Linked DNA regions of Homo sapiens: region 2 is linked to region 1. A link is a loop called in an ENCODE intact Hi-C map of the cell type or tissue named here. Cell type or tissue: gastrocnemius medialis. All regions are shown on one strand. Each heading gives the region's core, and the rest is flanking DNA. Links, peaks and the distances in the headings are about the cores only. Region 1 overlaps RFX3 (regulatory factor X3). Region 2 overlaps RFX3 (regulatory factor X3).

Region 1 (15,750 bases), core at 2,620-10,619:
ACAAAATAATCATAGGATGGTATAAATGATTCCAGTATGCTGTACATTGTCAACATACATAGTAATGAAAATACTACACATGAAGGAGAAAACTCAGTAAGTTATTACAAGAAGTATTACTGACTTTTAACATTTATTCTTGCATTTCCTCCCCAGTAGCTGTAGCAATGGCTGAATAAATGCTTTTTGTTTTTTACTTTTTGTTATAGCAGATGAAGTTAGAAGAAATAAGTATGTCTTTTGAATATAAGTGAAAGCAAATGTTTTATTAGTGATATTCTTTAGTGTTTATTACTTTATATTTAACCTATTCTTTTTTATTCTTATGTAGTAAGGGGAGGTTTAATATCAGGTCACTTGAATTCCTTTCTGAAGTACTGTTTTCCTTTTGGTGTCTTCCACAAAATAGACATGTCATCTTTCTGGTGTATCCTCTGCCTTCAGTCTGATGAATATTCGGATATTCAGTCTTGAGAATATCTGTTTTGAAACTCATATAAGTAAATAAGTAGTGCATGCGGTCCAGGCACAGATTTTACATATATATATGCACTTTGTTGAAGATTCCAAATAATGTAGCTACTTCTTTGCAGGGTATTGGTGGCCCATGTAAAAACTCCATAATTTGAAACTGTTTAAGGCAGAGGTTCTTGGTTTCAAGCAACAGAAACCAACTCTGGCCTATTTAAGACAAAGAATTTATTGAAAGATGTTTGTGACTCACAGAATTTCCAGGAAGTCTGGAGAATCAAGCTGGAAACAGGCAGGCACAAGTGATGTCAGGCAGCAGCCAGACCATGCACAAAACCGTAGCACAGAGATAGTGCAGTACAGACACCACACCACTGCAGCCATCCCAAAGACTGTCTGCCATTGCTACCCCTGGGTACTGATCTTGTGTCCTGGCCCTACTGCCACTGTAAACATGACATGTCTCTTACAGTGTGTCACCATTTCCATTGCTTTGTGCCCCTAGCTCCTTGTTTAGAGCAAGTCCACCTGGTTATTTGAGTCCTAAGTTGATTTCCTTTAGCTTGTTTGTAAGGGAGGTTGGAAAAGCCAGTACCTGGCTTAAAAATATTTGTCCCTGGTTTCCAAATGCACCTCTTGTGCTCTCAAACTTTTCTAAGATATTAAAAAGTTGCTCATTCTGGCTGCCTTTAGTTATTTCCTCAGTCTAGTTCAATCAGACATATAATGCCCTCACTACACTGAGCAAGCTTCCAATAAGATCACCTCTTATTATTGTATCTATTTCACAGGTTCCAGAATCATCTTACATGGCCCATCTCAGTCATGGGCCCTGATTGCAACTCCGTTTTCTCATGGTGTATTTTTACCTCTCTGGCCTCAGGACTTTGTAGGTTGTCTCTCTGGCTAGAACATTGCCCTACCTCCTCCTACCCATAAGGCCTTTACCACTATCCCAGCCCAAATCAAAATCCAAACTTCTTACAATAGTCTGTAACAGTGGCTTTTAAGCTTTTAAAACTATCATCCACCGTGAGAAAATTAGGCGTACATTTCATACTCTGGTAAGTACACACATACATACCCAGGCATTCACACACAAATCATTTATGTGTATATTCTCTTACGATAAAAACAAAATTTCTAAAAATGATTCTTATTCTCATTAAGTGTAATAAGCACTGATGTTTTCTAGTCTAGTCTAGTCTCTTTTTTAAATGCTGTTGTGACCTATTAAAACTAATTTCATGGCCCACTACTGGATCATGGCCTGCAGTTAAGAAAATTGTTTACACTGCATGCATGTTTAGTTTTTACCTTCCTTAACCTCATTTCTTTCTAACAGCTTTCTCATTTGTTATATCTAAAATACTTCAGACTTCTAATTTCCTTCTAAATATCAGGATCTTTCCTGTGTTGTGTGCTATGTTATGAGTTTTTGTACTGTCTTCCTAAAATTTTATTCTTCTTGTTTTCCATAGGGCTGACTCCTTTTCATCTTTTAGTTTCAATCTAAATAAAAAATCTGGCTTTCAGGGATAACATTCCTTAACTATCCTATTTGGTATGCTCTCTCTTATTTATTCTACTTTTATATTGTATTTTTTTTTTGCTTTCATAGGAATGAGGAAAACTTCTAATTATCTTATTTTCTTTCTAATTTTTGCCCACTTTCTCCTTGTGTTACGTAGCCCTAATAATAGTAGAGGTCATGTCTGTGTTGTTCCTTTTATTCTAGGTGCTAGAATAGATGCTTATTAAATATTTGTTAAAAGAATGTATGCAGAGTAGCCTAAAAGCAATAAAATGTTGTACCCATGTGAGATAATGGTCACCATATCTATATTCTATCCTTATAATACAATTTATGGTATGAGATTTACATGCTATTTTATTTCCTTAATGTATCACTTTCATGCCATTGGTTGATTTTATAGTGACAAGCTTATTGGTTGGAGGACATTCAACATCTTGGTAAAATACAAAATAAAGAATTTAGAGATACTGAGTATCTGGAATTGTGGATAAGACACCTGAAGATAAAGAAAACAGAAAAAAACTGGTTATAGCTAAGATAAATTGCCATAATCATCCTAGTGAATAAGTAAGTAGGGAATATTCAGGGTCACCCTTAGCCAAGGTGTATGCTAAGGCATGATGGGAAACAAATGGCACTAAATTACTGAATTCAATGAATCAGAGTCCTGACATTTACATAGAACCTTATAATAGAGTCAGCTATGAAGAAGCTTCTGTCGGCAAGTATACACATATCGATGTGTTCATATTCATTACTGGATACATATGCAGAACAATGGAAAGATTTCTCTTCTGCTATAGAAATAATATGACATTATTTTCATGACTTAGTCTATGGTAATCAATACAGAACAAACAAAATGAACACAGCAGTATCATTTAAATGTGCACAGAATTGCTTGGGGATTTATCTATTTCAGGAATGTACAGTCCAGAAATAGTTAGCTGCTTTCAATCTGATATGCCAAAAATTGAGTCGTTTTCTTGAACATATGTTTAGGAAATTTCTGGAGAAAATAGTGTGCAAGCAGTAACTCATATGAAGAATATATTCAGTATACAATATAAAAGATGAGCTGATCTGAGATATCAGAATTAGAGAGTCTATTTCTAGTACCTAAAAAAGAACTGTTTATTTTTGCCGTTGGTGCTTCTTTTTTAAAATAAATTTTTAAGTATTTATTCAGGAGCTTAAAGTATTTAGACATGGAAAAAACCTTTAGGAGTTACCTGTTACTTGTGCATGACTCTGGCTTTGGCTCCAGGGACTCGAACAAGTGGGTTCATGCTTGCCTTCTTACCTTTAAGGGACAATGGCTAAGAATATTATTATTATTATTTTATTATTATTATTTTTTGAGATGGAGTTTCGCTCTGTTGCCCAGGCTGGAGTGCAGTGGTGTGACCTCGGCTCACTGCAACCTCCACCTCCCAGGTTCAAGCGATTCTCCTGCCTCAGCTTCAGTAGCTGGGATTACAGGTGCGTGCCACCATGCCTGGCTAATTTTTTGTATTTTTTTAGTAAAGACAAATTTCACCGTGTTTGCCAGGCTGGTCTCGAACTCCTGACCTCAGGTGATCCACCCATCTCAGCCTCCCAAAGTGCTGGGATTATGGGCATGAACCACCGCGCCTGGCCCAGCTAAGGATATTATAATCAGCCTGTATTACTCAACCCAGTGTTTGAAAGTCTCCCCCATTTCCAACTGCAAGTGTATTTTTGTCAAAGCCAAATTCAGACAATTTATCACACTTCATTCCTTAATATAATTCTGTGCTTTTTCTCCCTAAAAATTGCTACTCTTTACCCCAGTGTGTGTTTATAGAGTAGCCAAGGCTTCTCCACAGTCGCACGATGGAGTGATGGGGATAGTTTATGGATTAGGCACACTCTTTAGTGACTTTATCCCTTCTCCTCTTCTTTGGTCATTTTTTAGCTTATGAACTGACTTTGAGGGCTATATAGATATTTCATATATCTGTGATGCATTTTTTTGCATTACTGTTCTTTACTGAGTATAATGATACAAAGAGGGCAGGCCCAAAAGCTGCAGTGATCCCTTGGGATGTTTTTCTTATGATGAGGTAGCAACTTCCACGATCATAGAACATCTAAAATTCCAATCCGAAGTGGTAAGTATCTTCTGAAATGGCCCTGCCTTTTCCATGGCTTCTTTACAATTGCAAGTACATCATCTACAGGCCTCATTCTGGGTAATAATGGAGAATAGTGTAGTGCTAGAAAACAGTAAAGTAAGCTGTAAGGAAATCTCAAATAGCAACAGGAAGTTCATATGGTCCCTATTCCACTTGTTAAGCTGTTCCTTAGTAGTTGTTAACATATATCATTGACAGATATAAAAAGTTATGTTCTTTTTTTTTGACATAATGGTTGAGAATATACATTAAGTGTAGATTCCAGATCCATGATTCATCAGCTCTGTGCTTTAGACTAAGTAATTCAACCAATCCAAACTTCAGTTATTCACCTTGTATGCGAAATAGGAATTATTAATATAACAGCACCTACCTCATGGAGTTTATGAAAATTTAATGAGCTAATGCCTAAAAAGCACATAGAATAGTGTCTGCTGCATAGTAAATGGTCAGTAAATATTAGCTATATTTAGCTATTATTATGTTTTATTTGAGAAATCTACTTACTAGTAGGGGGCATCCTGAATCATCCTGCTTGGATGATGAAAAGGAAAGGGGGCACCATGTCCCGCATCTCTCAAAGTATTTATTGTTCTATATCTATTTGTACAGCTTATTTGACTATACTTAAATATCAACATTAGATTGTGCTATTTTAAGCACAGTTAAGTGGGGCCACTGTCATATTCGGTAGACAAAAATTAAAATGACCTCATTTCTCATTTTATCTAAATTTGAAACCAACATGGCTGTTTTATTTTATTAAATAAACATATAAATAAAGAAACAAATGAGATTTCCAGTTGGGAAATATAGCAGTGATGAGAAGAATGGTACGTGTATTTTAAGTGACATTTTTCTATCTGGAAAAAAAAAAAAAAAAACATTTTCTATGAATTTGTTTCTATCATCACCCCAGACTAAACTTTTTACCTGGATTTGCTGTGGCTCTTTCTGGAAAGGGCTCTTTACCCAGTGTGGAATACTTTCAGAACACTCTTATTACTTTACTAAAATATATATTGTAAATTACAAGTATAATTTATAATGGATTAAAAGTATTTGTTTTAAATTAATCAAAAATCTTGGAGTAGTTTAGCATAATTTCTCATGTTTTAACAAAATAAAAGATTTGTGATACAGAAATTTATGAAACTGGCTATTACGTCTACCATACTTTTAAATATTTTTATTTGCTGACTGATTAGTGTGCCAGCTATGTACCAGCAACTGTGTTAAGTGTTGAGAGTACTGATGGGAGTAGGAAGACTTGAGGAAATTAACAACACATTGAGAGCTATGTTTCAGGAATTCAAAGGATGTTGGGAAAGTACAGAACATAAAACATAACAGTCCTGTGAGGAGTGGCCATAGAGGGCAAAGGATGCAGAAAATAATTTTGAGATAAGGTGCTTCCGTTGAGAGCTTAAGAATGATTAGGACAAAGGCAGGGAGGTGGAATAAAATGAAAGGGCCTTTCAGGCAGAGGAATCCTTATGTAGTGAAGCAGAAAGGCAAGAGAAAATGGCACTTTGTCAGGACCAGAAAAATGGTCAATATGATGTGAGTGAAGAGAGCATTTGATAACATGGCTAATACCAAGTCTCGAGATTATGTAGGCACGACCCCCTGATGATTTTTGTAAAGTGGACAAGAGTTTTGAACTTTTTCTGAAGGCAAGAGAGAATCATGGAAAGGTTTTTAAGCGGTTTTATTTTTATATCTGCGTTACAGAAAATTCTCCTGGCAGCAAAGTTGGAGATAGATTGCAAGAGCAACTGATTAGAGAAGGGAAAATCCATTAGAAGGCAATTACAGGTTGATCATCCCTAATGCAAAATCCAAAATCTGAAATGCTCCAAAATTTGAAAGTTTTTGAGCAGCAACATAAGATAGTGACATCTTTGCTTTCTCATGGTTCAATATATACTAACTTGGTGTCATGCACAAAATTATTTAAAATATTTTATAAAATTACCTTCACGCTATGTGTATAAGGTGTATATGAAACATAATTGAATTTCATATTTAGATATGGGTCCTATCCCCAAGATCTCTCATTTTATATATGAAAATATTCCAAAATCTGAAAAAATCCAAAATCCAAAACACTTGTGGTCCCAAGCATTGTTGATAAGGTATTCTCAGCCTGTATAATAGAGAACATTATGAATTAAGGTAGTGTGTATGATAATGGAAAAGAGAATTGGAAAATTATTTAGAAGATAACATTGACAGGACTCAGCAACTCATGTCAGTCAGAGGGAAGAGTAAGCAATAATTTCCAAAGCTGAGGATGGTGGTGCTGCCCTCTACTGAGAAGCGGAAGTGTGGAAGAAAGAACAAGAGAGGAATGGAATCTCATCATACGTTAAATTTTACACAGCCTCCCATATTTCATGGGAGTTCTGAGTAGTGATGACCACTTGGCTGTTAGAAACCCAGATTTAATATTCTTAAAGTATAACTAGGAAGTAAAGAGGGCAGTGATACCAACTTATGTAAGATTGTTTACTAAGAGCATGTATATGGTAATACAGTACTTTATGTGGTAAAGGTCTTTGATCTAAATAAAAATAAGAGCTCAAAATGGAAAACTCAGAAAAATATTAATATTTGATGTGCTAGAAAAATTGGAGATTCCAAAAGGCTCTTGAGAGGTTATGGTAAAAAGCAAAAAGTGGAAAAGGAGAGCCATAGAAACTAAGGGACAAAAAAGGTTAAGACATCCAGGCTTTAAGATATATATAAGACAGATCTGAAAACATATACACCAAACTCTCAGGAATGGCTAGCTTTAGGAGGTGGCGTTGAAGATAATAGCAAAAGAACTGGGAATTTCAATTTTGTATTTGAATGTTTAAAACCTGTTCTATATATATTATAACTTCTTGAGAACTTAGTATTTTAAAATAAAAAGTTAAAAAGATCCTCTTAAAATTGAAGTTATAGTCAATTGAAAATAAAAATAGATGAATCAAATAAGCTTAATCAGAACAGAAAAGGGAGGGAAGGGTAACATGGAGTGGCCAACAGTGTCATACTATAGATAGGTCACAAGAGATAAGGACTGACAGGAGTCTTTTAGCTTGGTATTTAGCTGTGGTCACAAGTGACCTTATTAAAAGCAGTTCTAATGAAAGGCTAAGGGCAGAAGCTTGACTGTAGTTGTTGGAAAGTGGAAAGTGAGGACATGAAGAGTTAGAATAGTCATCTTATAAAGGAGGAGCTTAAGTGTGAAGGGAAAGAGAGATATGGGGAGGGACTTAGGGTCCAGGGTGAGTAAACTATTTGCTTAAGATCCTTATGGAGGTAAGAAAGAGATCCATGATAGCTCCTTTAGTCATGGAGGTTTATTGGATGTCACCCAGGAATGTTAAGTAGTCTGAGTATTAGCTAAGTAGGAGCTAAGTCAACTACTCACACTACTCCTACTTATTCCAGGTTCCAGCTTTTCTAAAACTGGGATTTGTAGTACATTTTATAAGCAATTGAAGTTGTTCAGCAAGATTTCTTGGAGGGAAGAGACCTGAGCTTATTTATATGCTGGAGATAGGCACCAGGAGAGGGCAAAATCTCTGTAGTACAGAAACTAGTTGAGGTACTTATTTAAATGAGTGGCCCCTTAATTTGAAAAGTAAATCGAACTGTTTCTGGGAATGAAGTTTTGTACAAAATGCGAAACTTGCCATGTTGCAAAGGCTAAGCCAACCAATATATTTCAATTACATTCATATTAGAAAAAAATTAATAAGATGACATAAATAAGCTAGTAAATTTCTTTTTTCTTCTTCTTCTAAAGCCGAACAACAACGTATCCTTACACAGAGACACAGATGTACAGCCAAAATACTGGAGGGAATTACTTTGATACTCAAGGGAGTTCCGCCCAGGTGACTACCGTGGTCTCATCCCACAGTATGGTGGGCACTGGTGGGATTCAGATGGGCGTCACAGGAGGACAACTCATCAGCAGCTCTGGAGGAACCTATCTGATCGGCAACTCAATGGAGAATTCTGGTCACTCAGTGACACACACAACTCGGGCCTCCCCAGCGACAGTAAGTATTTGAATTTTTAGTAGTTTAGTTTAGCTTTTAATAGTCTCTAATGAACATTTCCTTTGATAGAGGGAAAAGAACAACACAGATGGGACTGGGGCAAGAATGTGTTGGATAGTTTTAGTATTGAGAGTTTGCAGAATGTAGTATATGTAGTATTATGCAGAATGTTACTGATACATATGCCCTCTAATCAGGTGAATTAGAGTTTTTAATTTTACTGGCAATTAGAAAGGTGAGTTTTACTCATTAAACTGCTGGCTTTAATAAGCTGTCTTCCATCAGTAAAATATCTTAAATTTATATAGAAAGAACTCACTTTCATATTATGCTTACTTTATGAGATAAAAGCCAGGCAGTAATACAGAGAATAAAATATAATTTAGCTTGGAATTTTCACATCTTTCAACAATAATATTTATGCTAGCTCATGCCCAGAGAAGTTATATTATGTAAGCCAGCATCCCAAACCTTAGACATGTAAGTTTTGCCATTTTCTCATGCCACCTGTATTATTATTAACTTAATATGTTTTCCAAGTTGACTCACTTTTAAAATAGAAAATCGTGTGTAATTTTTTCCTAATACATATTGAAATCAATATTTAAATAGTAAAGTTAAAAATGTTTACCCATGTGCCATATGTAAATTCGTGTTGCATTCCACCAGAGAGATACTTTAGAAAGCATTACTATAGGTGATTCAGATGAAAAATATTTGTGTTGGCTCTGATCATAGATATGAGCAAACAGTATCTTAGGAGCATACATATTTAAGTTAAATTTAATAGATTATTTTAACACAGTGGGTTATTGTTTGGTGGTTTTTTGTTTTTTTTTTTTTTTTTTTTTGAGATGAAGTCTTACTCTGTGGCCCAGGCTGGAGTGCAATAGTGCAATCTCAGCTCACTGCAACCTCTGCCTTCTGGGTTCAAGTGATTCTCCTGCCTCAGCCTCCCAGGTAGCTGGGACTACAGCCACATGCCACCATGCCTGGCTAATTTTTGTATTTTTTAGTAGAGATGGAGTTTCACCATGTTGGCCAGGCTGGTCTCGAACTCCTGACCTTCGGTAACCCACCCTCCTCAGCCTCCCAAAGTGCTGGGATTACAGGCATGTGAGCCACTGAGCCCGGCCAACACAATGTATTTTAGCGTACTGAAATGATGTAATAGAAATAGTCATAGAAAATTTTGCAGAATTTGATATCATCAAACTTTGTAGCCTGAACTTCTGCTTTTCACCTCTACTAAGCATATGAGAATGGTCATTTAGAACCACATAGCTAAAGCAGCAATGAAATAGATTTTCTAGGTATTACATATAAAAGGGTGCTGGGGATTTGAATTAAGGAGATGTATCCCATTTTATCATTTCATCATATAGTTTGTTCTTGCAATGAAATAGAGATAGAAATAAATTGGGGAGAAAATAGTAATATGAGAAGCTTTATATTTCTCATTTTATGGATTTTCTCCAGGATATTATATGTGCTTGGTAAGTACTTTGTATATACTTTGTGTATTTGTAGTAATTTCATGTGTTCCTACTTTCATCATTCAGTGCCTTTTCCCTAATTTATTTTTAAAAAACTCTTTATTTTAATTCGCTATTTGTTACTAACATCAGAACAGATGACTAGCTGTTCTGAGCGGAGAGTTCCTTTTTGTAATTTTTTTCTTTGTAATTTTGAAGCATTTCTTATGTGTATTTGTTGTCTCTTCCTTTTAATAATATTAAATACAGTATTTTAAACCTTTTAGTCACATCAGTATATTTATGTAGATTACAAGGGGATTGCTACTAATAAACCATAGCTTTTCTGGATCTCAGTTCCCCTATCAATAAAATAAGGGGTTAGTTAGACTAAATGATTTCCTAGTTTCCTCCTAGCTTTAGCACCATTAGATTTACAAAGGAATTATAAAATATTCTAAATGTAAAAGTAACTATAGCTTCAACATAAAAAGAAAAGAGATAGAAAATGGTGGCAGTAGTATATAGCACTCCTCCTATAGGCCACCTAGAAAATTATTTTCAGTGAAAGGAAAATACCACTTATCAAGGCCTTAGGAAAACTGAAAAACGGGGCAAAATTTACCTTTCCCACTTTCATTTCATCCACCCTGTCTTATCCTAACCTACCATCCTTCGAAACCCCATTCCTTTCCTACCTCACCTCTTCTAGGTATTCCTACTTGCCTTCATGCTGATTCTGATACCTGTTTAACATCCTCATCAACTGGGTGTGGGTTTACTAAATTTACTTGCTCTCTCACTAAATTAACCAAATTGTTTAATCCAGCTCATGTAAATACAGTTGCATTGCTAACCTTTATAGTTTGAGGATTCTTCTTCTATTTTTTTTTTGATAAGGTATACACTTTCTATGTAGGTATGTATGTATGAAAGGTGGCATTATTCCTTAAGTTATCCATTATACAAATTTGATGTGTGATTTTTATTATACTAACTGGTAAATTAAACAGATAACTGAATTATAAAAACTGGGAATAGTTGAAAACTGTTACAAAACACCAATTTATAATATCAGTTGTACATATTAATTTTATACTAAAAATATTCATATTTGAGGTTGTTTTGTTAAGGATAAAAATTCTAAGGTGATTTTTTTTTGTTTTGCGTTTTTTTAAATAAGAAAATTTTCCTTTTTAACAAAAGGAGTATAAAAATTAAAAAAAAAGTAACTTTTGTATGGAAAAATCACAAAGTGATCTCACCAAGCCCATATTGATTGATAGTGCGGTACTTGTCTAAATATACTTCTGCTAGTGTTTATTGTATTACCTTGAATTGATTATTGAAAAGTATATTTAATTTAAATCCCCGTCTCAATTGTACTGAAGATCTGCTTGACTCACAGTGAGGTTGTGATTCTCAGTTTACAGTTTCACATCTGTTACTGTAGTAAAATTAACAAAGTTGAAGTGCCGTGAAACCTATTTAAGATTTCATATCATGTGCCTCTTGCCAAATGTGAGAAATGCTAACCATAGATTTTTGATTGTTTTCACTCCTAAAAATCAAGATTTTTTTTTTTAGGAGATGCCATGCCATTAAATGGGATTTAATTGAGTTTATGTATATTTTTCTTTTACTGTAGAATCAGAGAAAAGATTGTATATGAACACAATCTTTAAAGATTTGTTGGTCAAGACTCAAGCCATTTCTTTCCAAACATTGAGCCTATCTGTACCATATAAGTTCAGTTTTTCTCACTGTTCTTTAGTGTTCGACATATAACCTATAGAATGACTGATGCAGCCTACTGTGCAATAGTAGCATATACTGTGGCCGAAATTCTTGACTGAGAAATAGTCCGTTGGGTCACTCCTTAGGGGGCTATCAGTAAGTGTAATGCATAGTCAATTAATTCAGTTGATGTAAAACTAGCTATGTTTGGGTACTTGGAAACAGCACAAAGCAAACACTGTTACCCAGTTCCTATGGCAAAGTTTTCTGCTCCAGTCCTTAGAATAGTTGCCTTGATGTGATAATTGCCAGTGATAGACTGGATAAAGAAAATATGGTACATATACACCATGGAATACTATGCACCCGTAACAAAGAACGAGATCATGTCCTTTGCAGGAACATGGATGGTGCTGGAGGCCATTTTCCTTAGCAAACTAATGCAGGAACAGAAAACCAAATACTGCATGTTCTCACTTGTAAGTGGAAGCTAAATGATGAGAATACATGGACACATAGAGGGGAACAGCACACACTGGGCTTTAGAGGAGGGTAGAGGGTGGCAGGAGGGAGAGGATCAGGAAAAATAATGAATAATAGGCTTAATACCTAGGTGATGAAATAATTGGTACAATAAATCCCCATGCCACACATTTACTTATGTAACAAACCTGCCCATCCTGCACAAATACCCCTGAACTTAAAATAAAAGTTTATAAAGTCAGCATTTGTTAATTTGGTAACAAATTAAATTTTATATGATGAATATATTATATCAACTACTAATACTCAAATTTAGTCAAAATACTATTTCTCCTTTGATTTACTGTTTCCTTTTATATGGTCCATGTGTGTATAATTATATATATGTATATAGATATATACATCTATGCTTTTACTTATATAAATACATACACATACATTTAAAAGGCATTTCCTGCGGATAATATTAAATAGCAATTTTCAGAAAGATGTTATAACATTTTTATTGAATCATCACTGGATATGGGTTCAGCTAAGTTGCGACCTGAATATGTTAGGGATCTGTTTATTGTTAATATTTCAGTAGCACATGGACATTAAGGTAGAAGAATTGGCTACAGTCATAATTCTGAACTCATTATACATCTGTCTTCTAACTATATCAACATAATATTTCCCTCTGCTTTTATTCATTTGAAATTCTAAGTATTTTCATGATTATTTTTCTATATAATCACATCATTTATAGAATTTTAGAGTTTTGGAACCTGAACATACTTTTCACTTGAAGATTAAAAATTTGTGAATGTAGTTAGTGATTTTTTTTGGTGCTCATCACAACATAATTTATCTTATACCAGAGTATGCAATAATTACCAACTTGCTTTAAAAAGCCTTATTTACTCACTCTTACATAAAATAATATTTTTATTCTTATAATTAGATGGTTATGTATGAGTTTTTTAAATTCTTCTTAATACTTAAGATTACATTAATCATTTTTGAGACCGTGATATGAAAGTTAATTTTTACACCTTTATGTATATACATTTAAATGGGCTGTTGCTAACATTAGATCCCAGCCAAGAGGCACAAGAAAAATATCTTGAAATTAATATTGTTCATATTCCCACCTCTTTTGATTAATGTAAAATATTATAATTTATTTAATTATTTGGAGGAAAATTTGAAAGTCCATCTGCTGCTATATAAGTAAAAGTTTGGCCTAGTTTATATAATTAATAGAAAGTTAAGAATTCATTTAAGAATTATGAGTGCTTTTATTTATTTATTCTTGGTTTGGCATGTTTATGAATTTGGTGTAAGGGAATGCTTTTTCTAAGAGTATAAATATGTTTAGCTCTTCAAAATAATTTTACCTTCTTATTCTTTTGCTGCTACGTTACCAATGGCCATGTGTTTGATTTCAAAATTTTAATTTATTTATACGAATTAGTTATACATTCTTAAGTTGCACATTCAAAAGATATAAGAAAGTACATGAGTCTCTCTCACCCGTTTCCCAATTCTCATCCTTAGAGGCAACCAGTATTACCAAGTTCTCTCTTATTTTTTTATTTATTGATTTTTGATTTTTTTTGAGATGGAGTCTCACTCTGCCACCCAGGCTGGAGTGCAGTGGCGTGATCTCGGCTCACTGCAACCTCCACCTCCCGTGTTCAAGCGATTCTCCCACCTCAGCCTTCCTTGTAGCTGGGATTACAGGTGTCCGCCACCATGCTTGGCTAATTTTTTGTATTTTTAGTAGAGACGGTGTTTCACCATGTTTGCCACACTGGTCTCAAACTCCTGACCTCAGGTGATCTGCCCGCCTCAGCCTCCCAAAGTGCTGGGATTACAGGCATGAGCCACCACTCCCTGCCACCAAGTTTTTTAAGTATTATTCTAACAATATTCTAGCAGAATATTCAAGCAGAATATATATTTTTTCACTCCCTCTCTCTTTTTTTTTTTTTTACACAAATGGTAAGAAAAATGCCGCATCTTGCTTTTTTTCACCTAACAATATGTCTTGGAGACTTTTTGTTTCATATTAGCACACGAAGAACTCCCTTATATTTAAGGGAAATGATTATATTAGAAGGAGCTGAATTGCCCATCTATCTTACCAGAGGAAAAAATGTTGAAATAATATTGGATTATTGGTTATGACTACATCGAGACAGAAAAGCAATATAGTTACATGAGATGAACGCTTCTGTTTAATTATCATATATGAAGATATGCTTAGAAGAAATTTTAAGTTAGAAGTATGCATAAATTATGCATAAATCACAGTTCTTATTTTATGTGACAAAACAGTAATTTCTATTTAAAATAATTTACTAAGTTTTACAGTTAGCCTCAATATTTTTTAAAAAAAGACTCTGTCCACTTATTTTGGCAGGAACATGTATCACCATTATGATCTTAGCTTTTTCTGTTTTCCTGTGTCCCTTTTTCCCTAGGCCAACTCAGTCCCTGAAATGAAACTCCTCAGACAGATTACCATGAACCGTCTGTTTCCTACACTAAATCATAAATTGACTGAAGGTTCTGGGCCTCATTTTCAAAGCATTTAATAAAATGGGACTTTGAATGACTTGTAGTCTCCATCACTTCATCTGTATTCCATTCAGCTGTCAGTCAGTTCCACACTGCTCCAGCCTCGAAGCTGATAAGATCTAGAGGCAGTAATTTTACCATTAGGGCTGTAAGACATTCCACTCCTAGAAATCTTGATAAACTAGCAGGTTAAGACAAAGAGAATCACAGCATCCTTCATTCTCTCCTGAGCATAGCCAGTGAATTCCTCTGAATTTTAAAGCAAAATATAATGAATTATTTTATTTTTTAGCTACTTCATATTTGAAACAGCATTTCAGAACACAGGTGTATGGGTAACATGCCAGAAAAAGCTAGATTCTATGTCATACAAGATCTAGATAAGCAAAGTTTAATGATGCTCATAAATTCTACTTATAAATATTAAAGTAACCTGTACCTCAGGCAACCTCTTATATATCTTTTGCTTGATCCTTCCTTAGATTTACAAGTCAAGTTTCACGTTAAGTTACTTGTTTGAAACTAACATAATTTTTAAAGAAAAAAACTCCACCAACTTAATGCTTCACTTATAAAAATTAGATAATCCAGATAAAATATGAAATGCATTGCTACAGATTAAAATATTAATACATTGTAGTCTAAGAGTGACATATGAGTCAATATTAGACTCAGAAAGTTTCAATACTGCCTCTTCTACTGGCCCATGTGTTTAATTTAAAGGGGAAAAATACGACACAGTGCCTATGACCAATTGTCAGTTCTCTGAGAAAGAATTTCTCCATGTTCCTGTGCATATTAGTTCATCCCCCAAAGCATGTGATTTGATTACCACTTTCTCAGTACATGTAACTCCAGTTGTTGTCTTTATTTGCCACAGAATTATCTGGTTTCCTTTAAACTCTAATTATGGCATTTGATTGTAACTATTGGTGGCAGTAAATTTCATGACATAGGAGTTTTGTAATCTACGGACTTAGAAATAATTTTACACATACACTTAAAATTTACTAAGTGTAAGTTTGAGTGACTTTTTCATCTGTCTTATAGGAAAGGAAGATGTGATGTTTAATTGTGCTTTCAAAATTACAGGAAAGATGCAGTTAGGCAAAAGAAAGGAAATACAAATTCAAAGGGAGGTAAAGAGGTCAGAACTTGTAGATGATGTGATTGTGTACTTGATAAAAATCATAGAGAATGAAATTAAAAACTATAACAACTAATAAGACATTTTAGTAAGGTGGCAGTACAATTTTTTTTTC
Region 2 (15,750 bases), core at 4,690-12,689, 100 kb before region 1:
AAGTCAAAAAACAGCTGCTGGCAAGGTTGCGGAGAAAAAGGAATACTTTTACATCGTTGGTGGGAGTGTAAATTAGTTCAACCATTGTGGAAGACCATGTGGCAATTCCTCAAAGACTTAGAGGCAGAAATACCATTTGACTCAGCAACCCCACTACTGGGTATATAGCCAAGGGAATATAAATCATTCTATTATAAAGATACACGCATGTGTATATTTATTGCAGCACTATTCACAATAGCAAAGCCATGGAATCAACCCAAATGCCCATCAATGATAGACTGGATAAAGAAAATGTGGTGCATATACACCATGTAATATTATGCAGCCATAAAAAGGAATGAGATCATGTCCTTTACAGGGACATGAATGGAGTTGGAAGCCGTTATCCTCAGCAAACTAACACAGGAACAGAAAACCAAACACCACATCTTTTCCCTTGTAAGTGGGAGCTGAATGATGAGAACGCATGGACACATGGAGGGGAACAACATTCACTGGGGCCTGTTGGAGAGGGTTGGTGGTAGGAGGCAGGGCATCAGGAAGAATAGCTAATGGATGCTGGGCTTAATATCTAGGTGATGGGATGATCTGTGCACCAAACCATCATGACACACATTTACCTATGTAACAAACCTGCACATCCTGCACATATACCGCTGAACTTAAAAGTTGAAGAAAATAAAATGTTAGCCATTCTAATGGATGTGTAGTGGTTTCTTTCTGTGGTATTAATTTGTACCTTCTTAATGATTAATGATGTTGAGTATCTTTTTTTGTGCTTATTTGTCACTTTATATCTTCTTGAGTGACTGTCCAAATCTTTTGCTCACTTTTAATCAGGTTGTTTATTATTGAGTTTTGAGAGTTCTTTACATTTATGGATGTAAGACGTTTATTGGATATATGTTTGCAGAGCCTAGCCTGCTTTTTTTCTTCATTCCTGTACAGTGTCTTTCAAAGAGCAGAAAATTTTAATTTTGATTAAGTCTAATTTATTAATTTTATCTTTTATGGATTGTGCTATTAGCATTATAACTAATAAATTTTGCCAAAATAAATGCCAAAAATATGTTTATGTCTTCTTCCAGAAGCTTTATGTTTTACACTTAGGTCTATAATCCATTTTTATAATAAACTTTTTACTTTGGAATAATTTTAGATTGGCAGAGAAGTTGCAGAGGTAGTACAGAGGTTCCCATATACCCCCATTCCTTTTCTCCTTTTGTGAACGTTTTAAATAAGCATGATATATTTGTTACAACTAGGCAACCAGGGGGTATATTACTATTGGCTATACTTCAGACTTTATTTGGATTTCATCAGTTTTTCCACTAATATCTGTTTCTGTTCCAGGATTCTACATTTTGTTTAGTTTTTGTGTCTCCTTAGCTCTGATCCTTGATGGCTTTTCTGTCTTCCCTTATTTTTTTATGACCTTGACAGTTTTGAGCAGTACTGGCCAGATACTTTTTGGAGTATCCTTCAATTTTGTTTTTTTGATGTCCTTTTCTTGATTACACAGGGGTTCTGATTTTTTTTTGGGAGAGGTGCCTTTCTCATCACATCATATGGTATCAATATACGCTTATCATTGATGTTGCTTAACCTTGATTACCTAAGGTAATATTAGCCAGGTTACTCTATGGTAAAGTCATTTATTTATTTATTTATTTTTGAGATTGAGTCTTGCTCTTGTTGCCCAGGCTGGAGTGCAATGGTGTGATCTCAGCTCATTGCAACCTCTGTCTCCCGGGTTCAAGCGTTTCTCCTGCCTCAGCCTCCCAAGTAGCTGGGATTACAGGTGCGTGCCACCACGCCTGGCTAATTTTTGTATTTTTAATAGAGACAGGGTTTCACCATGTTGACCAGGCTGGTCTCGAACTCCTGACCTCAGGTGATCTGCCCGCCTGGACCACCCAAAGTGCTGGGATTACAGGTGTGAGCCACCATGCCCGGCTGGTAAAGTTCATTCTTTTCACTCTTTCTATATTCTGTTTTTTGGAAGCAAGTCACTAATTATAGCCTATGCCCAAGGAGGGGAGGGTTTTATAGAGTTTTATAGAGGGTTTTATGTCCTATCTCCTAGAGGTGTGGGTATTTACATAAGTTCTTTGAAATTCTTCTATAAAAATATTTATCTCTTCTCTCCCATTTATTTCTCCAATCATTTATCAGTATGGCCTCATTTTATACTTCACATTACATTCAAATACTACGTTATTTTGTTACTCGTTCCAGCTTTGGCCATTGAGAGCTCTTTTAGGTTGGCTCCTGTGTCTCCTTAACTTGTTACCCTCCACCTTTTTTGTTGAGCACATTTTATTTTTTGATACTACAAGATGCCCGAGTCTTTTATTTTCTATGCCCCAGCGCCAGAATCATCCGTTTCTCAAAGGAGTCTTGGTTCTTGTTTTTAGAGCTTATTATATAGAAATTAAGACCTGGACACTGGATATGCTGGTTGTTGCCACAGGGTGTCACTGTGTCTAGGTTTGCTTGGCAGACAGAACCAGGAAACATATGTAAATGTGCTAACCCATGGATCTCTCTCTCTCTCTCTCTCTCTCAATTCTGTAGCTGTCCATTTGTATATATATTAAACTAAATATGCGTTCATACTGGTGTCTCTGACTCTAATCTCATACCATGTAATTCATTTTAGTGCGGTTTATTATCATTAATGTCTCTATCCAACAATGAGAAACATGGCTTCCATCATCCATTTACTTGGTTGTACAAACCCAGTATACATATAAAGCAGCTTCAGAGTTGTTAGCCTATACCCTGCAATTCATTTTTAGTTAATTTTGTGTATGGTGTTAGCTGTGGACCAAAGTTCATTTTTGAAAATATGGATATCCATTTGTTCCAACAATACTTGTTAAACTTCTTTCTTTACTTGGATGCCTTTGCATCTTTCTTGACAATTGGTTATCATTTATATATGGGTCAGTTTTGAAATTCTGTATTCCATTTCATTGGTGTGTTTGTTTGTTTTTACCCCAGTAACATACTGTCTTAGTTATTGCACACTTACAGTAAGTCTTCAAATCAGGTAGTGTTAGCTCTCCTTTTTACTTTTTCTTTATCAAAGGTGTTTTTGCTATTCTAAGTCCTTTGGATTTCCATATGAATTTTAGAGTTAACTTGTCAATTTCTGTGAAAAAGCCTATTGGGATTTGGGATTTGGATTGCATTAGATCTTTAAATGAATTTAGCAAGACTTGACATGTTAACAATATTGGGTCATGTAACCCATGAACAAGTTATACCTCTTTACTTAGCCCTCTAATTTCTTTTAGAAGTATTTTTGTAGTTTTCAGTGTATAGATCTTGCACATCTTTTGTCAGATTTATTCCTAAGTATTTTGTGTTTGTGGATGCTATTATAAATTTATTTTTTTAATTGCAGCTTTTAGGTTTTAATAACTAGTAAGTAGATGATATACAATGGATTTAAATATTGATTTTGTATCTTGCAACCTTGCTAAACTCACTAGTTCTTGTAGTGATTTTATAGATGCTAACTTTCTGTCTAGATGATCATATTGTCTGAATAGAATTTTATTTCTTTCTTTAAAATCTAGATACTTTTTGTTTGTTTTATTTTGCTGATAGCACTAGCTAGAACGTCCAGCACAGTATTGAATAGAAGTGATGAAAGCAGACATCTCTGTCTTGTTCCCGATCATAGAGAAGAAATACTTAATTTTTCATCTTTAAATATGATGTTAACTACAAGTTGTTAATAGATTTCTTTAATAGATGGAAAAAATTCTTTTATTGCTACTTTTCTGAGAGTTTTTATCAGCAATGGATGTTAGAATTTGTTAAATACTTTTAGGTGCCTATTTAGATGATTGTTAAGTTTTTCTTTTTCAGTTTCTTAGTATGGTAGATTACATTTAAGGTGGTCCGAAACCCTAAACAAACTTTCAGATCCTGAGACTGACTCTACGTAGTTCTGATGTATTATCCTTTATGAATATTAGATTTAACGGTTTAAGATTTTTACATTTATGTACATGAGAAGTATTGGTGTGTGGTTTCCTTTTCTTGTAATATCTCCATGTGTATTAAAGTAATGCTGGTCTCATAGCCTAGGTTGGGAAGTATTCTCTCCTCTGCAGTGTATGGGAAACATGTTAGTATTGTTAGTATTGTTTATTCTTTAAATGTTTGGTAGAAGTCATTTGAGCCGGAGTTTTCCTTGTGGGAAGGTTTTTGAATTACAAATTCAATTTCTTTAATACATATATCACATTATTTGTTTCTTCTTGAGTGAGCTTAGGTAATTTGAGTCTTTCAAGGAATTGATTACTTCTGCTATTAAATTCTCAAACTTATTGGCATAAAGTTGTTAAAATATTCCCATATTATCTATAGATTCTGTAACGATGCCACCTCTCCTTCCTGGAATTGCTAATTTATATCTTTTAATTTCAGATCAGTCTGTCTAGAGGTTTATCAGTTTTGTTGACCATTTCAAAGAATGAGATTTTGTTTTCACTGATTTTTTTCTATTATTCTGTTTTCTATTTCAATGAATTTGACCATGATCCTTACTTTCTCTCTTCTCATTACTTGAGGCTTGATTTACTCTTGTACTGATTTCTCAGGGTGGAAGCAGAGGCTATTAAGTTAAGACCTTTCTTATTTTCTAATATAGATATTTAGTAGTATAAATTTCCCTATAAGTACTGTTTTAGTGGCTTACTACAAATTTTTATTTTTATTTTTTTTAATTTCGTTCAGTTTAAAATACTTTCTAATCCCCGTTTTTGTTTCTTCTTTGACCCTTTGGTTTATTTAGAAGTTTCATACTTATCTCCAAAATATTTGGGGATATTCTAGAGACCTTTCTGTTACTGTTTTCTAATTCAGTTCAATTGTGAGCAGATAACATACTGTTATAGCTTGAATCATTTTAAATTTCAGACTTGTTTTATGGCCAGAATATTATAAATCTTGGTTTCTGTCAGTTTTTGATTCATATATTTTGAGCTCTGTTATTTGGTGCATAATCATTTAAAATTATTATGTCGTCTTGATGAATTGATCACTTTATCATTATGAAATTATTCTCTGTATTCCTAATAATAGTTCTGTTCTGAAATCAACTTTCTTTCTGATACAGTATAGCCACTCTAGATTTCTTTTGACTGGTATTAGTGTGGTATATCTTTTTCTGTCCTTTTGCTTTTAACTTATATGTGTCTATATTTAATGTATATTTCTCACAGGCAGCATGTTGTTGTGTCTTGCTTTTTTAGGAGTCTATTAACCTCTGCCTTTTAATTTTTAATTGGAGTATTTAGATCATTGGCATTTACTACTATTATTTTTGATATGGTTCCTTTTGTCATCTTGCCATTTGTTCTTTCTTTGTCCCATCTGTTCTTTCTTTTTCTTTTTCTACCTTCTTTCTGTTTTTACACCATATTTTTCATGGTTTCTAGACCCTTTAAGCATCTCTGTTGTCCTCTTGACCTAGCTCCAATTTATTTAAAGATAGATATAGACTTACTGTATCAAGTTCTTCAAGACTGAAGTCTAATGTCGTGTAAGTATTTTTGACTGAGGATTTGTACAGGTCATTTCGTCAGTTCTAAAAAACACTGCTTGCTAATTTTGCATTTGCCATAATACTTAAATGTGAAAGTATATGAACATTGTAGTTGGTTTTGAATGACCTTTTTTAGGATCAACTGTCGGCTTCTGTGTTATTCCCATTCCCTGATGCAAGACTCTGAGGAGGTGACACACTGGAGCCTGAGGTGCTTATTTACGATCATATGGAGAACATCTTGGAGATGGCCAGCTTGTATTCTTAGGTTTATCAGTATGTTTCTGTCTTTATTCAAGGTCTTCTTTTTTTCCATTTTATTTAGGGAGAGGAAAAAGAAAATATATACGTCATTAGTTTTTTTCATCTCTGTCTCTCTACCCATTCTTTCCCATATAGAAGGCCTGGTAGAATATATTTTTCAAAAAATTGAGAAGCATTTCCCTATCCAATTTTAAGGAAATATATTTAATATGCCATCTGACATGGAGAGAGGGCATTCAGGTCTTGTGGTTTCTGCAGGTAAGCGCATCACATGAAGAAGGGTGAAAGGAGAGATAGGGTTGGGCTTGAATACTGCAGTGGTTACTTAATGAGGTTTTGAAACCGGCAAATCAGCACCTTTTAACTTCAAATCCTAGGAAGTAGGGTGGAACGAAGTCTATGTATGAACTCCTGAGAGGCCTAAACCTGAAATAGCTTTATGAACCCTGGCCTAGTACTGAAGAAAAATAACTTCTCCAAGTTCCCCCTTGCTTGAAGTTGCCTTCTTCTACGAGGATTTCCTTGGACTAGCTTTATTACCAGAGGATTTTTGTTAAAGCACCTCTAGTTTCTAGAAGCTATATAAATCAGGGTATTCTTGTTCATTCTGTGTTCTAAGTCTAGCTCTTAAAATTTCAAAGAAGCAGAATGTGGTACCTCCCCATTAAATGCAGGTGCTTTCTGCCCTGTTTATTTCAAACAGTTGAATGTCTATAGTAGTTAGGACTGATGATTTGTAAGCTGACGAATGATGCCAAAAACTAAATGTCTCTTGAGTACAGTGGAGCCTATAGTCTAGTCTCCATGAATATTAGGGCAGTGTGCCAACTAAAGCTGGCTTAATTCTGCAAGCAGGAGCCCTTTGCAGAAGGATTCATGGTAATTAACCAATTCAAAGTGCAATATTTTCCTTTCATTAATGTGGCAGAAAACAACTAAATATCTACAGCAAGAATGTTTTTGACATTTTCATTTGCTGCTTGGAAAATAATGGATACTATGAATTGTGCTATAAAAGAAAACTGCTAGGATTTTGTCATTTCCATTTCAACTTCCTAACAAAAACGTGGATTACTCAATGAGCAATTTTTTTTAAAAAAATTAATAGGAAGAGTTGGCTGCAGGAGTTACCAGAATTGATTGACATTTTGAGGTGCTTGGCTTGTAGGAGATTCTTAGGGAGTTTATTGGCTCAGGCTTCTTGCTTGTCACATCTCCTTCCCTGTATGTCTGAGTAATAGAATTCCAGTTGGGTGTGATCGTTTCCTATCCTTTCTGTCTTCTCAAGTTCATTTTTATCCCAAATATTGCACAGCATTTTGCTCTCTTCTCCTGTTTCTTTTGGGTTAAAGAAGTATTTATTTCAATTAGTTCATGCGAAGGATTGTTAACTTTTTACTTTTAAAAATGTACTTAGGGCCAGCCAACTGGCATGTAGTATTTTGAATAATTTTGGAACTAAGTGTCCATTGATGACAAATGTTTTGCTGGAGGAATTACTGAAGTATTTATTCATTTTAAGGTATATTAGTTTTGACATAAATACTCTTATCTGTTGATAGTGTTTATCTTTTTACTAAAAATATAATGCTTTTATAATCATACCTTTGATTGCTAGACTCTAGTTATTAAAAACTTGAAGATCACTCAAAATTTTTCCCTCCTGCAATTTTGACACACTTTCTGGGCTATATTCTTGCTTCTGTATGTTCTTTTATAAACTGGATATGTTTAGTTAGAAAAATACTGGTTGTAATTACCAGAAACCCATTTCAGCCTATCTGAAAATGGAAATCTAGAAGGATATTGGGATAACTTCTGAAATCACAAAGAACAACTTGGCTTCATGAAGAATTGTAATTTGCCATAGGTAAAGCTGTTAGGAACATAGGTAATACTCTTCCCATCTTTTATGCTTGCTTCTATCTAGATGTCTCTTACTTCTTTACACTTTTTAGTGTAAAGATGTACTTTTTAGTACTTTCAAGGATGTACATGACCAAATATAGTTACCTATCACTACTACTTAATCAGTTAAAGTGACCAGCATAGAGACACCAGAGTGTCAGTCCCAGTCCTGAAAATAGCACGAGAGAAAATGTAGACCAACTGGGAGCAGATGATTCACTCTTGATCTAATTAGTTATTGTTGAGAGAGCAGCATCATGAAGTACAAATTTGGCTGCTGTGGCCCCACTCAGATAAAAGGCAGTGTTATCCTTTTTTTTTTTTTTTTTTTTTTTACAATGCAGATGCTTCTTAAGTATAAGGATATCAAAAGAAATTCTCTGTGAATGTGAATAATTATCCATTCAATCAATAAATATAATTTTGTGTTTACATGTGTCAGGAACTGTGCTAATTGGTAGGGATTCAGTGGTGAATAAGGTAAATACAATATTGAGGTAACATTCTAGCAGAGTAAATGGAATTTGTAAAAATCACCGTATAAATAAATAAAATGCAGTCATGAACTGCATAATGAGGTTTCAGTCAATGATGGACTGCATATATGACAGTGGTCCCCTAAGGTTATAATAGAGCTGAAATATTATTATAGCCAAGTGATGTCTTGATGATCCTGAGCCTATGTAGGCCTAGGTTAATGTGTATGTTTGTGTCTTAATTTTTAACAAAAAAAAGTTTTAAAAGGAAAAAACTAAATATACAAAAAGATTACGGAATAAGGATATAAAGAAAATATTTTAGTACAGCTGTACAGTGTATTTGTGTTTAAGCTGTGTTATCACAAGAGTCAGAGTTAAAAAATTAAAAAGTTTATAAAGTAGAAAGGTTACAGTAAGCCAATGTTAATTTATTACTAAAGAATGAAAATTTATTTTTATAAATTTAATGTAGGCTAATTATACAGTGTTTATAAAGTCTATAGTAGTGTACAGTAATGTCTTAGGCCTTCACTCACTCGTTGACTCACCCAGACCTGACTTCTAGTCCTATAGGTTCCATTTCTGTTAAGTGCCTAATACAAATATACCATTTTTTATCTCTTATGCCATATTTTTACTGTACCTTTTCTATGTTTAGATATGTAAGTACTTAACACTGTGTTTCAATTGCCTATAATATTCAGCACAGTAACATACTGAACAGGTTTGTAGCCTAGGAGCAATAGGCTATAGCATATAGCCTAGGTGTATAATAGGCTGTACCATCTAGGTTTGTGTAAGAACACTCTGTGATGTTTACAACATGATGAAATTGCCTAATGATGCATTTCTTAAAACATATCCCTGTTGTTAAGCAATGCATGACTGTAATTGTGAAATGTGGTAAGTGCATTAAAGAAGACACCCATGGCTGAGCTAGAGAACTGGCATTTGGAGTGCAGAAGGAGGGTGGGGAGAAGGTAAGGACACTTACTGCACTGCTTTCTAAAGAGGTGACGTTTATCTTTAGACTTGAAAGATTAGGGAAGGATGTTCCTATTAAGGAAAGTGGAATGTACAAAGACCTTGAAGTACAAGGACTGTAGAAAGTTTAAGGAAATACAAGATGATCATTGTGGAGGAACATAGTAGAAGAATTTAGGATGAATTTGTCAACAACTAGCTTTTGTAGTGTATACATAGACCAAGGCTCTGATTTAATTCCTTAGCATTTATTAGAAAATCTACCATGTTACAGAGATTGCTAGATTTGGTAAGCTTACATGCGAATAAGGTGAACATAAGGATGAGCCTTATAAAGGATGACACACTTAATAATGATATAAGGCAGAGTGGTATATTCTGTTAGAAGCGTATTTGTTCATTTCTTAAATATTTATTGAGTGCTTTATTACGTGTCAGACACTGATCTAGGCACTCAGGCCAGATAGTAAATAATTACTAATTATGTAGGACCTCTCTTCTCATGGGGCTTATCAGAGCCTTGTTACTCAAAAATACGATTCTCTGAATAGTATCGTCAGTCAACTATGAGATTGTTAGAAATGCAGAATCTCAGGCCCCACCCAGATGTACAGAATCAGAATCTCCATTGAGATTTCACATGATTAGTACAAATAGTATAGATTGAGAAACACTGTTCTAGAGCAGGGTTTGGCAGACTATGGCCTTGGTGCCAAATCCGCCTGGCTGCCTATTTTTGTAAATAATGTTTTATTGGGACAGCCATGCCCATTTGTTTACATATTATCTATGACTGCTTTCACAGGCAATGGGGCATTTGAGTAGCTGTGACAGGGACTCTAGCCCACAAAGCCTAAAATATTTACTACTTGGCCCTTTACAGACTTAGTGTCCCACCCTTTGTTCTAGTCCGTAAACAAGTAGCGTGACAGATATTTTTACTTATTTGATTGTGAAAATCTTTATGGAATAGGCAATGTTTGAACAGTTCTGAAAAACATTGGTTTAACACATTTTTAGCCTGTAATCTACAATACAAATGAAATACAGTTGACCCTTGAACAGTGTAGTGGTTTGGGGTGGCAACACCCCCACCCAAGCACAGTCAGAAGCTAGCTATAACTTTTGACTCCCTCAGAACTTAACTATTAATAGGCTTGCCAATAACATAAACAGTTGATTAACACATATTTTCTATGTTATCTGTATTATGTACTGTATTCTTACAGTAAATTAAGCTAGAGAGAAGAAAATGCTACCAAGAAAATCGTAAGGAAGAAAAAATATATTTACTATTCATTCAATGGGAGTAGATAATCATAAAAGTCTTCATCCTAGTTATCTTCACATTGAGTAGGATGAGAAGGAGGAAGAGTAGGGGTTGGTCATGCTGTCTTGGGGAAGTGGAAGAGGCGGAGGAGGTAGAAGGGGAGGCAGGCACACTTTGTGTGACTTTATGGAAATACAGTTGACTCTTGAACAACATGGGCTTGAGCTACATGGATTCACTTATATTTGGATTTTTTTCAACCAAATGCAGATAAAAATACAGTATTATGGGATACACAACCCACATGTATGGGGCCGCCTTTTTGTATACTCGGCTTCTGCAGGGCTGACTTCAGGACTTGAGTATTCAGTGATTTTGTATATATTGATTTAGGTATACATGGGTTTGGTAAACTTACACGCTAACCTGGAACTAATCCCCTATATATACTAAGGGACAACTGTACATTGTAATTTGTATCTGACTTTTTTGCTTTATCTTTTCTCTAAAAATGTTTCTTTACAGTACCAACCCTTCTTCCACTGTTTACTTTAGTTTTAGCGCCCATGTCATAGAAGCATCCAAGTCATAAAAGAAACCAAAAGCTATCTTGAGTAATTGGAACCCTTCTGCCATATTGTCTAATTTAACTTCGTTTTCTGGCATTGCTTCTACATCTTCTTCCTCATAATCTGGCATTGGTTTGGATGCACTCAAGGAATTCAAGTCATATTCTGTTAATTCCTCTGGTGTGGTGTCTGTTCTTGGATTTCTCCAAGATCCATGTCTTCAAACCTTTCATCCATTACCTTTTTTTTGGCCACATCTACAAGCTCTTTCATGACTTCCTTGCTTGGCACTGTTCTAAATCTTGTGAAGTCATGTACAAAGTCTGGGCAGAGTTATGTCCAACAGGAATTTATGGTTTGGGCTTTGATAGCTTTCACAGGTTTTTCTGTAACAACCATGGTCTCTTCAATGGTGTAATCTCTTCAGACTTTCATGACGTTCTCTCTACTGGGGTTCTCTTCCATAGTATCGACAGTCCTTTCCATTGAGTACTATGTGCCTTAAAAATCCTTATGACCCTTTATCTAGAGGCTGAATTAGAGATAATGTGTTTGGGGGCAAGTAGATCAGTTTGATGCCTTTGGTACTGAACTCATGGGGTTCTGGGTGACTGGGGCATTGTTCAATATCAAAAGAACTTTGAAACACAGGCCGTTTATTTACAAGGTACTTCTTGACTTCAGGAACAAAGAATCAGTGGAACCAATCCAGAAAGCTGTTCTCATCTTCTTAGGCAGTGTGGCAAAAGAGCTTCTCATTGTACAACCAAAAGCTTAGCTGGTGTTTATCTTTCTTCTTCATGGCTTGGGGAACAGATTTATAGATAAGACCAGTCCTGATCATAAACCCGACGGCATTTGCACAAATAGTGGAGTTGGTCTGCTGCTTCCTCCCTTAAATCCTAGTGCTTCTCTTCCTTACTCATATGTGTTCTTTGTGGCATTTTTCCCCAGAATAGAGCACTTTCTTCTGCATTAGAAACCTGTTCATAAGAGATATGCTTTCTCCTCGATGATTTTCTTAAATTTGTCTGGGAACTCGTCTGCTGCTACTTGGTTGGCAGAAACTGCTTCTCTTGTCTTGACATTTTTAAGTCAAGCCTCTTTCTAAAATTACCAAACCATCCTTTGCTGGCATTAAATTCTCCAGCTTTAGATCATTCACCTTCCTTTTGCTTTAAATTGTCATATAATGACAACTTTTTCTTGAATTATATTAGAATCTATAGGTATGCTTTTCTTATAGCAATCCTGCACCCATATAAAAGCTGCATTTTCAATATGACAGAAAAGGGTAATTTGCAAAAAGTGCGGGGTTTTCATACCTGTTGGCGTAACTGTAGTGACAACTTCATAAATTTTCTTTTCTTTTTTTTAAATCATTCTTATGCTGTGTTCATGCCTTTGGTACTGAACTCATGAAAAAGTGGGCAACCTCAGCCGCAGACCTTAATCTATGGTACATATGAAACAATTCAACTTTTTGTTGTAATGTAACTTTTCTCAGCTTCTTGGGAGCACTTGCAGCATCACTAGTGCTGCTTCATATGGGACCCATGGTGTTATTCCAGGTTTATAGCATTGCACTAAATATGATGAAAAATACGTGAGAACTGTAAGAGATCACTTTTTACTGTGATACACAATTTACTGGAAAGATGAACTGCTCACTCAGAGATGATTAGCATCACAGGGTAGATAGTCCCAGCACTTGAGCTCACTCACAATAGCAACACAAGGTGGCTACAAAATTATTACAGTTGCACAGTAGGTATTATAGTTAATTTTATGCAGTTATTATTTAATACGGCATCTTTACATTTGTTTACACTTCTCTTGACTGCAAATGGTACCGTGTGCATTCTAAGTTCTTTTGTAAGGTTTGATACATTTTAACTTTTTATAATGGATTTATATATATTTTATGGTAGTAAATGATAAAACAGACTAGTACCTACATATATTTTATGCATCATGACATACCTTCATCTTAATTTTTTGATATTTCTGGGGGACTCATTCTTTATGTGATTTTTTTTTTCAAATTGTTACACATCTCTAAAAAATGTTCCAATATATTTTTTGGAAAAAAATGCACATATAAGTGGACCTGCACAGTTTAAAGCTGTGTTCTTCAAGGGTCAACATTACATTGAAGTCTGATATATAAAACATATTTAAAAATTCAAAAGAATGAATCAGATTTTGTGATGGACACAATTATGGCAAGTGGAGGGCAGACCTAGGAAATTAAAAATATTGGTGTCATTGTGATGAAATAAAAGGATAACAATAGTATACATTTATTTCTCTAAAAAAATTTTACCAAGTGCCTTTGAGGCACAAATGTTCATTTGATGGTAATGGTATTTTGAAGATTGCTAAGACTTATGTTTATATCTCTATCTTATTTCTGAGGAAACTGATACTAAAATTAAAGCAAAAGTGTTTTGCCAGTGAGTACAACAGTAGTAGAGCTGGAACTAACTGGGATCTATGCTTTCTAATTAAGCTGATTAAAATTTACTCAATCAAAGAGATTTAAGGAGATTGATGGTTACAGCCTAGCATGCTATCCATCTTTCATTCCAGGCTTTAACCTAGAACACTCTGCTATTAATTATCCTGAGTATTAGATTTACATGTAAGATTTCTTTTGAAAGTCTTTCAAAACATCATTTTATTCTCTTACATACCCTTTTCTCGTTGAAAATTATATTGGTCACTCTGAATACAAAGAGTATTTCTGTTATGACACTGATGATTTGAATACAGAAATCACTTGCTTGAACAGCTATGACTGATAAGTAACTAAGAAAACTTGGGAACCTCAGTGAACCTGGTAACCTAAGTCAACTAAGGTTTGAGACTTTAAGAGTTGTCAATGGGATTATTATCTTGGCTCTGCAAGTGGGCCGTGGGTTGGAAGCCACTGCTTAGACAGAAACCTGTTACTTTGTGGGCTGCTTCAAAGAGATTGAGGGCTTTGAAATAGGGAGATATCAAGTCCATCTCTCTATTGTTTAAAGCAAATGTAAAGCAGATGTATAGCAGCCGCTAAGATACATCTGCTATATAGTAAATTAAAAGAGGGCATGGAGATGTGTAGCTACCCAGAGTACCACTGAGTCACTATCTTTTAATTATCGGCCTGCCCAAATACTTTGCAAGTGAATGTAGTTCAGGCAAGCCAGAATATAAGACGGAAATGGGTTAGGATGAGATTAGCACCTCCAGGAGCCTAGAGGGAAAAATGCCTTATCTAGTCCAGTGGAAAAATACCTGGGGCTTCACATCCTACAATCAGACAGTGTTCAGGTTTTATGAGAAACTGAGGTTTCTAGAAAATCCGAAAATAGTTGTCAATTTATGTCTATCTCCACAGACACACACAATTATATTATATTATATATATTTGTATATTATATATATAGTATTGGTATATATTAAGATTACATATTAAACATTTTCTTTAACCTAAATTTTTAGTTAATCATAAGAATAACTAAAAATTGGCCGGGCGCGGTGGCTCACGCCTGTAATCCCAGCACTTTGGGAGGCCGAGACGGGCGGATCACGAGGTCAGGAGATCGAGACCATCTTGGCTAACACGGTGAAACCCCGTTTCTACTAAAAATACAAAAAATTAGCCGGACGTGTTGGCGGGCGCCTGTAGTCCCAGCTACTTGGGAGGCTGAGGCAGGAGAATGGCATGAACCCGGGAGGCGGAGCTTGCAGTGAGCCGAGATCGCGCCACCGCACTCCAGCCTGGGAGACACAGCGAGACTCCGTCTCAAAAAAAAAAAAAAAGAGTAACTAAAAATTAAAAAGAAATGTTTTAAAGAAATTAAAACGTTTTTGGGGCCCTAGAGAGTATTAGAGAGTATTATGGGCCCTTGGCACTGTGCCTAATGGGTAATTTAGCCCTGTCTATCTCTAAGCATTTGTTTGAATGAGAATATCTAGTATCTAGAACAATTGAGAAACTCATCCTTGGCAAAAATACGCTTTATTTGTGGAACTATTCATTTCATGTAAATGTTTTAAATTTTTAAAAAACTTTCTTTTATTTACTTTGTCATTTAAATCTGTTGTAGTTTGGGGACAGATAGGTTTCCACAGTCTTTAAATATAGCTAGAAAGACCTTTATATTCTGTTGGTTGTGTGGCAGTGAGATCAGACTAACTTCAAAAATTGGGAAATGAGAATTCAGATCATTTGAGATTTTCTGAATTTTCTATTCTTTTTATTTTGACTTGAATAAAAATAAGCAAAGTAAGGGTTATGAAGGACAGCATGGTAGCAGAGTATTGCTGATATTTTGCTTGTTCATGAAAAAGGAAAAGTATGGGAAGAAAGACTTTATAAAATAAATTTTAAACGTTTTTACTTAACTTCAGAAACTCTACAAAACTTGTGATATTGTGAATACTTTCAAAGTGTTCCATCATCATTATAAGATCTTAAAGTTCTGAGATATTCTATCAAAATTATTTAGCGCTACCTATTCATTCAACTCAAGCTGATAAATTATACAAGTTGGGGATGGGGAGAAAAGAGGAGAAATAGAAATTGAAAGAGTGAGAGAGAATAAGAACAGTTTAAAGTAATGTGTGCAAGAGCTTTTGCTACTTGCCTTGATGTAATGCCTTGATGTAATACCTTGATGCTGGATTGATTCTTCTGCCATAAACAGTGATAAAACT

What was found. A loop is a pair of places that touch in the nucleus more often than their neighbours do. Peaks named below come from ENCODE experiments on the same cell type or tissue, not always from the same donor. Only the 100,000 strongest peaks of a DNase experiment are listed, where the experiment ranks them.
Region 2: a loop joins it to region 1, with 3 times the contacts of the local background. A loop is called at or near these places in 16 of 110 quality-filtered maps.

Annotation. Positions count from the first base shown.
Region 1 is chr9:3,322,737-3,338,486 of GRCh38, reverse strand. RFX3 (regulatory factor X3) reads left to right here. Exons shown (of 17, transcript NM_001282116.2): 4 at 7,970-8,228. Among named protein-coding and RNA genes, the nearest start is that of LINC01231, 150 kb to the right of the region's middle. In gastrocnemius medialis, for the core only: no CTCF peak of the experiment used is centred there; no DNase peak of the experiment used is centred there.
Region 2 is chr9:3,428,129-3,443,878 of GRCh38, reverse strand. All of the region lies in intron 1 of RFX3 (regulatory factor X3), which reads left to right. Among named protein-coding and RNA genes, the nearest start is that of RFX3, 90 kb to the left of the region's middle. In gastrocnemius medialis, for the core only: no CTCF peak of the experiment used is centred there; a DNase peak (open chromatin) is centred at 9,166; H3K27ac peaks cover 914 bases.